Regions from separate parts of the Homo sapiens genome. Here region 1 is linked to region 2. Evidence: read pairs that join two places in POLR2A ChIA-PET (ENCODE). Cell type or tissue: Panc1. All regions are shown on one strand. Links, peaks and the distances in the headings refer to the core of each region. The heading gives the core; the rest is flanking DNA. Region 1 holds the start of LOC124904842 (small nucleolar RNA U13). Region 2 overlaps ASH1L (ASH1 like histone lysine methyltransferase).

Evidence for each region. ChIA-PET counts read pairs that join two places held together with the same protein. Peaks named below come from ENCODE experiments on the same cell type or tissue, not always from the same donor. Only the 100,000 strongest peaks of a DNase experiment are listed, where the experiment ranks them.
Region 1: POLR2A ChIA-PET joins it to region 2 with 7 read pairs; 6 of 35 experiments call an interaction of 5 or more read pairs at or near these places.

Annotation. Positions count from the first base shown.
Region 1 is chr1:155,415,488-155,420,716 of GRCh38, reverse strand. It overlaps ASH1L (ASH1 like histone lysine methyltransferase), which reads left to right. Exons shown (of 28, transcript NM_018489.3): 6 at 4,794-4,973. LOC124904842 (small nucleolar RNA U13) reads left to right here and starts at 5,055; the gene lies at 5,055-5,159. It also overlaps the pseudogene RNU6-1297P. RefSeq lists an enhancer at 3,901-4,404. In Panc1, for the core only: no CTCF peak of the experiment used is centred there; no DNase peak of the experiment used is centred there; H3K27ac peaks cover 345 bases.
Region 2 is chr1:155,524,805-155,528,755 of GRCh38, reverse strand. The region is part of intron 1 of ASH1L (ASH1 like histone lysine methyltransferase); the gene reads left to right. Among named protein-coding and RNA genes, the nearest start is that of ASH1L-AS1, 35 kb to the left of the region's middle. In Panc1, for the core only: no CTCF peak of the experiment used is centred there; no DNase peak of the experiment used is centred there.

The DNA.
Region 1 (5,229 bases), core at 2,730-5,229, 110 kb after region 2:
CACCATGCCTGGCTAATTTTTATATTTTAGTAGAGATGGAGTTTCACCATGTTGGCCAGGCTGGTCTCAAACTCCTGACCTCAAGTGATCCACCTACTTCGGCCTCCCAAAGTGCTGGGATTACAGGCATGAGCCACCACACCTGGCCTTTTTTTTTTTAAATTCATTGTTTTGTTTATACTCTTATGTACTGCATGTATTTGTTAGATTTATATTTTGGTTTTCTTTTAAATTTGTACTTTATTATATTTATACATTTATAAAGAAATTATATTTCTGTATTATTTTGTTTGATTTATATCTAAGCATTTAATGCTTTTCTTGTTTTTTTGTTTTTGTTTTTTTTTTTTTTTGAGATGGAGTCTCATTCTGTTGCCCAGGCTGGAGTGTTTTTTTTTGAGATGGAGTCTCATTCTGTTGCCCAGCCAAGATGGAACCATTTTGGCTCAATTCAACCTCCACCTCCTGGGTTCAAGCGATTCTCCTGCCTCAGCTTCCTGAGAAGCTGGGACTACAGGTGTGTGCCACCACACCCAGCTAATTTTTGTATTTTGTATTTTAAGTAGAGACGGGGTTTCACCATGTTCACCAGGCTGGTCTCAAACTCCTGACCTTAGGTGGTCCGCCCGCCTCATCCTCCCACAGTGTTGGGATTATAGGAGTGAGTCACCCTGCCTGGCTACTATTCTACTGTTTAAGTAGCATTGTTTAATTTTGATTTCAGTTTTCTCATTGATAGAACATACAAATACAGTTGAATTTGACCTTGGATTCTGCAACATTGTTGTGTATTTCACTAATTGTAGTACTTTCTCTTTTGTAGAGTCTTTGGGTGTTTTTATATAGACAATCACACAATGTGTGAGTAGAGATAGTTTGTAATTCTTCCTTTTCAATATTGTTTTCTTTTTCTGGCCTTTTTGCACTGGCTAGGACCTCTGTTATGATACTGAACATATATGATGAAAGCATATGTTTGCCTTGTCCTTAATAATAGGGAAACTTTATGCAATTTAACCTGTACATATGAGGCAAATCAAATATCTGGGAAACTTCCTGCCTGGTCATTGCCAGTACATTTGCTTATGTTTATTTTATAGACAATTTCCAGAGTTTTTAGTTGTACTTAGTAAAATGAGAGGTAGATGTGCATCTGTTCGATTTTTGTGTGGAACAAGAATCACCTGTATTATTTTTTAAGTAAAATGCTTTGTTTAAAAATATGGAACACTTCACAAGTTTGCATATCATTCTTGCACCAGGGCCATGCTCATCTCTGTATTGTTCCAATTTTAGTATATGTGCTGCTGAATCAAGCACATCTTTTTTTTTTTTTAATGTTTTTGTTTTATTTTGATTTCTATTTTGATAAGCTTCCCCTTTGCCTCTCCTTTTAACACTGTTTGATGTCATTACATTGTCTTCTGGTTTGCACTGTTTTGGATATGAGATCTAAACTTTTTTATTATTATTATTTTTTTAAGAAATGGGTCTTGCTATGTTGCCCAGGCTGGTCTTGAACTCCTGGGCTCAAGCAATCCTCCTGCGTCAGCCACACAAAGTGCTGGGATTACAGGCATGAGCCACTGTGCTCGGCCCCTTTTTATAACGTGTGTTTTCTCTTTAGCTGCTGCTTTTTTGTTTAATTAATTAATTTATTTATTTATTTGCCCTCCCAGGCTGGAGTGCAGTGGTGCGATCTCAGCTCACTGCAAGCTCTCGGGTTCACACCATTCTCCTGCCTCAGCCTCCCGAGTAGCTGGGACTACAGGCACCCACCACCACGCCTGGCTAATTTCTTTTTTATTTTTAGTAGAGTCGGGGTTTCGCCGTGTTAGCCAGGATGGTCACAATCTCCTGACCTCGTGATCCACCCACCTCGGCCTCCCAAAGTGCTGGGATTACAGGCGTGAGCCACTGCGCCCAGCCTCTTTAGCTTCTTTTGTTTTCTTCATCAGTAGTTTTTAACAAGTTTATTACGATATACTGGACCTTGTTTTATTTATCCTGCCTATGGTTTGCTTACTTTCTTCTAACTCTGAGGTTATGCTTTTTATCATTTTGGGAAACTTTTTAGCCATAATTCTCAATTTTTTTCATTGTGAATTTTTTATTTTGTGAATGTTACATCATTGTATATCTGGTTTTTGTTGTTTTCCTTTACAAGTGTCCAATTGTTTTAGTAGTAAGTTTTCTCCTTTCCCGGGATTCTAAGATTCTGTTAGTATTATATTCTTTACATAATTTATTCTTTTCTTTAATCTCTATCAGTTTGTGTTGTTTCTATTGCTGTCTTCAAGTTCACTGATCTCCAGTGCCTTATTTGCTGTTAAGTACTCTCCAGTTTTTCATTTCAGATTTCGTATTTATCAATTCTCAATATTCCTTTTGTTGTTGTTGTTAAGTCTTCTCTTCCTCTCCTCATTATCTTTGTATTTTCTTCTAAATTCCTGATTTATGCTTGTAGAGTAGTATTTTAAAGTTATTTTCTTTTCTATCTTTGTGATTTCTATTTCTGTTGCTGTTTCTACTGAATGATTTTTTCCCCTGGGTCACATTTTCCTGCATTTTGGCATATGTAGGAATTTATTATTGGATGCAAGACATTGTGATGTCGCATTATTGTATGTCTGGTTTTTGTTGGTTTCCTTTACAAATATTCAATTTTATTTTGGTAGGCAGTTAAGTTACTTATGGATCAGTTTGGATTCTCATATTGTTTTTAAACTTAGCTAAGGCTAGTCTTTTTTTTTTTTTTGAGACGGAGTTTTGCTCTTGTCACCCAGGCTGGAGTGCAATGGCGCTATCTGGGCTCACCACAACCTCCGCCTCCCAGGTTCAAGCGATTCCCCTGCATCAGCCTCCCGAGTAGCTGGGACTACGGGCTTGCACCACCACACCCGCCTAATTTTGTATTTTTAGTAGAGACGGGGTTTCTCCATGTTGGTCAGGCTGGTCTTGAACTCCCGACCTCAGGTGATCCGCCTGTCTCAGCCTCCCAAAGTGCTGGGATTACAGGCGTGAGCCACTGCGCCCCACCAGTGAAGGCTAGTCTTCCTTTCAGGATAATTAAGCCCTCTAACAGTGGATAACATTACCCTCTGGGCTTGCTGTTTAATGTCCCCTATTGTTGAACAATGTCTTTCTACTTTGCCTAATGGAATGAGTATCTGCCATCATGTGTGAGTTGTGTGAATTGCTCAGGTTACAGTTTTCTGGTAGTTCCTTGTTCAGCCATATGGAATTTCACCCTTCACATGCACAACGTAGTGTTTAGCAGTATACTAAAAGAGACACCCATAGTTAGATTTCTAGAGTTATAATTCTCCATAGGTTTTTCCATTCTGATACTCATTTCCACAAATTCCAGCTATCTCAGTCCCTCTGTACTCTGATATATCCCTTTTCAGCTCATCAGTTTGGCCATTCTCTGCTTGGTTTCTACTTCTGCACCACAGTCATTCTTAGAAAGGCAAGGTGGAGGCTGGGCGTGATGGCTCACGCCTGTAATCCCAACCCTTTGGGAAGCTGAGGTGGGCAGATCACCTGAGATCAGGAGTTCAAGACCATCCTGGACAGCATGGTGAAACCCTGTCTGTACTAAAAATACAAAAAAAATAAGCTGGGTGTGGTGGCACATGCCTGGAATCCCAGCTACTCAGGAGGCTGAGGTAGGAGAATCTCTTGAACCCAGGAGGCGGAGGTTGCAGTGAGCCGAGATCACACCACTGCACTCCAGCCTGGGAGACAGAGCAAGTCTCCGTCTCAAAAAAGAAAAAAAAAAAAGAAAAGGAAAGAAAAGAAAAAGAAAGGAAGGAAGGAGGGAAGGTGGGTGGGAGGGAAGGAAGGAAAGGAAGAAAAGGAAGGAAAGGAAAGGCAAGGTGGGGCTGGGCACAGTGGCTCATGCCTGTAATCCCAGCACTTTGGGTGGGCGGATTACCTGATGTTAGGAGTTTGAGACCAGCCTGGCCAACATGGTGAAACTAAAAACCGTCTCTACTAAAAATACAAAAATTATCCAGATGTGGTTACAGGCGCCTGTAATCCCAGCTATTCAGGAGGCTGAGGCAGGAGAATCGCTTCAACCCAGGAAGCAGAAGTTGCAGTGAGATGAGATCATGCCACTGCACTCCAGCCTGGGCAACAGAGCGAGACTCCATCTCAATAAACAAAAAAAGATAAAAGAAAGGCAAGGTGGTTGTGTGACTCACCGCATTTTTTTCAGATTTCTCAGGGATAACAGTGCTGCATTAACTGTTGTCCAGTATCTGATAATAATTGTCTTTTAAAATTTTCTCATGCCGGGCACGGTGGCTCATGCCTATAATCCCAGCACTTGGGAGGCCAAGGCAGGTGGATTACTTGAGGTCAAGAGTTGAAGACCAGCCTAGCCAACATGGCAAAACCCGTCTCTACTAAAAATACAAAACTGGTGGCGTGCCCCTGTAATATCAGCTACTCGGGAGGCTGAGGCAGGAGAATTGCTTGAACCCAGAAAGCGGAGGTTGCCTTGAGCCAAGATTGTGCCCCTGCACTCCAGCCTGGGTGACAGAGAAAGATTCCGACTCAAAAAATAAAATAAAATAAAATTTTCTCTAAGTATCTAGTAGACTACCATATTTCTATTACTTCTTGTCAGGAGAAGTCTGGTACCAGTTATTTAAACATGGCCAGATAAGGAAGTCCCCATATCTCTTTTTTTAATTGCTATGGTTTTTTTTTTTTAAGTAGACAATTATTTGTAGGAAAACTTTTTTTTCATAATAAAATTATCTTTAAACTTCTCTTTCTAGCTTTAATGAAGCACCAGTTGAGATTCCCAGTCCTTCTGAAACCCCAGCTAAACCTTCTGAACCTGAAAGTACCTTGCAGCCTGTGCTTTCTCTCATCCCAAGGGAAAAGAAGCCCCCACGTCCCCCAAAGAAGAAGTATCAGAAAGCAGGGCTGTATTCTGACGTTTACAAAACTACAGAGTAAGTAGTAGTACCTATTAGCTAACATCCCTTTTTCTTCCACATTTGGAAAAATACTTTGACTATCAAAAAACAATATAGATTCTTTTGTGTTTCATAAGCGTGATGATTGTGTTTTTGCACTCATGTATGAGGTACGCCTCCCTCAAACTTTGTGTCAAGGTCAATACATTACCCTTTCTGATGTGGGGGGAAATCAGTACAAAAGTAATATGCACAAATACCAGTGTTCACTGTACTACTGTACTGTCTTATG
Region 2 (3,951 bases), core at 779-3,278:
ACAAACCTGCACATGTACCCCTGAACTTAGAATAAAAGTTAAATATATTAAAAAATCAATAAATCAATGGACTTTGAGTTAAGCAGATCACCCTCCATAATGTTGGGGAGGAACTTCATCTACTCAACTGAAGGCATTAACAGAACAAAAGATTGACCTCTCCTCAGTAAGAGGCAAGTCTGCCAGCAGAATGAAAACATTGGGTCTTCCTGGGTCTTCAGCCTGCCACTGACCCACCCTGCAGATTTTGGGACTGGCCAGCTTCCATAATCATGTGAGCAATTCCTTTAAATAAACCTCTTTCTTTAAAAAAAAAAAAAGCTATTGCAATAATCCATTCACATATTTATCATCACTTGGATCTAATAGCTGTCAGAGTAATGACAACTGGTTAGATTCTGCATACATTTTGAAGGTAAAGCTGACAAACTTAGCTGACCAAATGGACATGAGGGGTTTGAGAGAAAAAGCAATTAAGGATGGGTAGAGATTTTTGGCCTAAATATTTCTCTTTGGAATTACCATATTTTGAAATGAAACCTGTAGGAAGAATAGATTTGGGGCAGTGGGCAAAGATGAATTGATTTTAAACATGTTAAGTGCCTATCTATTACACAATCCAGTCAGTATGTCAAGTAAGCATTTAGATATGTGAATCTGAAGTTCCAGAAAGAGGTCTCAGCTAGTCTCTATCTGAAGATAGAAATTTGTGAATCATCAATGTTAGATGAAATTTAAAGCCGTAAGACTGGATCTGGTCATTTGGGAACTGAGTGTAGATAGAAAAAGGAAGAGGTCCGGGTACCCTGCGTCACTCCAGTATTTAAAGGTCATGGAGGAAGGAAAGAACCTGCAAAGGAGACAGAGGGTAGTAGCCAGTGAGGAAGAACAATCAAGAGAGGAGTCCCAGAGCTGGGCACGGTGACTCATGCCTGTCATCCCAGCTACTCGGGAGTCTGAGGTCGGAGGATTGCTTGAGGCCAGGACTTGAAGACTAGCCTGGGCAACCTAGTGAGACCCTGTCTCTAAAACAGTGAAAAAAAATTGGACATGGTGGCACATGCCTGTATTTCTAGCTACTTGGAATAGCTACTTGGGGTCTGAGGCAGGAGAATCACTTGAGCCCAGGATTTTGAGGCTGCAGTGAGCTATGATTGTGCCACTGCACTCTGGCCAGGGTGACAGAGAGAGACCTTGACTCAAAAAAAAAAAAAAAAAAAAAAAGGTATCCCGTAAGTCAAGTGAGGTAGCGAGGGAGCTGTTTAGCTGTGCCAAATTCTGTTGATAGGTCAGGTAAGATGAGAGGACTGAGAATTGATCATTCTTCTTAGCAATGTGGAGGTTGTTGGTGACCTTGACTAGCAGTTTCTATGGAGGGGTGGCAGTGAAAGTATAATCAGTATGTTCAAGAGAAAAAGCAAGGATTGGAGGTCAGGGAGAATAGACAATATAGAGAATTCTAACAATTTTGTTGTGAAGAGGAACAGAGAAATGGGAAGATGGTGGAGGATGTGGAGTCAAGAGGAATTTTTTTTTTTCTTTTTTTTTGAGACGGAGTCTCGCTCTGTCACCTAGGCTGGAGTGCAGTGGCACCATCTTGGCTCACTGCAACCTCTGCCTCCCGGGTTCAAGCAATTCTCCTGCCTCAGCCTCCTGAGTAGCTGGGATTACAGGCATGCGCCACCACACCTGGCTAATTTCTTATATTTTTGGTAGAGATGGGGTTTCACCACGTTGGCCAAGCTGGTCTTGAGTATCTGACCTCAAGTGAGGTCTGCCCGCCTTGGCCTCCCAACTGCTGGGATTACAGGCGTGAGCCATCTTGCTCGGCTAAGAGGAATTTTCTTCCATGAGAGATATTATAGTATGTTTTTGTTTTCAGGCTTATTGGCATTATTCAGAGGAAATATGAGAAATGGATGATGTGAGAGAGAAAGGAGATAGTTGCCTAAATGAAGAGGTTGAAAGGAGAGATCGTTTATATATTGTGATAGGAAGGCAGTCAGACTATAGGAACAGACACAGGTAGGAAGGTAGGTAGATATATGGTGGGCACTTGTGGCACTTTTCTGTTTGTTACTGCTTCCTATCTGACTACTGCTGTGATCAGATAGGAAGCAAAATTAGGGACAATGAAGAAAGGGGAGATGGGATGAAATAGTTTTTTAGGAGAGTGGTAGAGGGAATAGATTAGGGAAGTGTATTGGCAGCACCAAGGGCTTACTCGGAGTTAGTGGTCAGGAATATAAAATGAGATCATTGAGTGTTATTGTTTTTCTTAGACTAGCTGTGATGGTACAGAGACAGAAGATGTATAAAATATGATTTGGAAGTATGTTAGTGCTGAAATTAGGATATTTTAGTAAATTTACAGAAAACCACCTATGTGAAATATAAACATATTAAGAAAAAACTTGTGTATAGTTTTCTCATTGTAACACAAGATAAAGTTATGTAAAACAGGAAAAAAGACATTTGCTACATGCCAATCATTGTATTAGAAGTTACAGGAACCTTAAAATTCACTCATTCATTTATTCAGCTATTTATTGGGTACTAAAATTTGTGCTATTCATTGTTTCAGCTGCTGGGGTTACAGTGGTGAGCAAGCCAGAAGAGGTTCCTATCCTCATGAAGCTTATATTTTAATTATACAGTTGGCCTTCCCTATCTGTGATTCCGCACCTGTGGATTCAACCAACTGCGGATGAAAAATATTAGAAAAAATTAAAAATAACAATACAATAATAAAAAATTATACAAAATTTTAAAGTACAGTTTAATAACTATTTATATATCATTTACATTATGTTAGGTATTATAAGTAATCCAGAGATGATTTCAAGTATACAGGAGCATGTGTATAGGCTGTATGCAAATACCATACCATTTTATATAAGTGACTTGAGCATCGTCAGATTTTGGTATCTGAGGGGGTGGGATGGGAGGTGGGAGGACTTAATCTGTTGAGGGGTATAGCTGACAAATACAGAACAAGAAAAAAGTTAATTGCCCTAATTGTGATCTTATATGGATCATAAATATTCAGGGATGGATCAGGTCAGTGCAAGCTTAAATATAGGTCTGAGAACATAGGTCTAGAATCCATTACCCAAATGTTGGTGCCGTAAGTTTTTTTCTTTTTAAAAAAATTCCCTGCAAGTGTTACACGTTTTTCTTTTTTCTTATTTTTCTTCTTCTTCTTTTTTTTTTTTTGGCTTTTAGAAATGTAGATTGGGTGAACTGGCACAGTGGTGTTTGGGAGTAGTAGCATCCTTTACTAACTTAATCAAGCCCATTAATACTTCTGCATTGTAATTTATCATTATTCATGGAAATTAGGGTAATTAAGACTAAAATGGGTCCGTGTCAAGTTTTATCACTAGGTTTTGAAAAAACTTGGATTTCAGAGTTTTTTGGACTTCAGGATTGTGAGCCCATCATGGAGAAGATAGGACTTTGTACTTTTTATTTTTTGTTTTAGAGTTTATTTTTTTAATTTACTTTTTGAGATAGGGTCTCGCTCTGTTGCCCGGGCTGGAGTCCAGTGGCATGAACATGGCTCACTGCAGCCTCGATTTCCTAGGCTCCAGCCATCTTCTTGCCTCATCCTCCCGAGTAGCTGGGACTATAGGTGTGCACCACCATGCTGGGCTAATTTTTTATTTTTTGTAGAGAGAGGGTCTTGCTGTGTTTGCTAGACTGGTCTCAAACTCTTAAGCTCAAGTGATCTTCCTGCCTTAGCCTTCCAAAGTGCCAGTAATACAGGCGTGAGCCACCGTGCCCAGGCAGGATTTGAACTTTTAAAATTATTATTTATTTTTAAAAAAACATTTGGGTTATTTTAATTACTTTTTATACACAGCATTTTATTATTTATTTTTTCTCCCTTCCCTAATTATGTATTTGTTTTTTTGAGACAGGGTCTTGTTCTGTTGCCCAAGCTAGAGT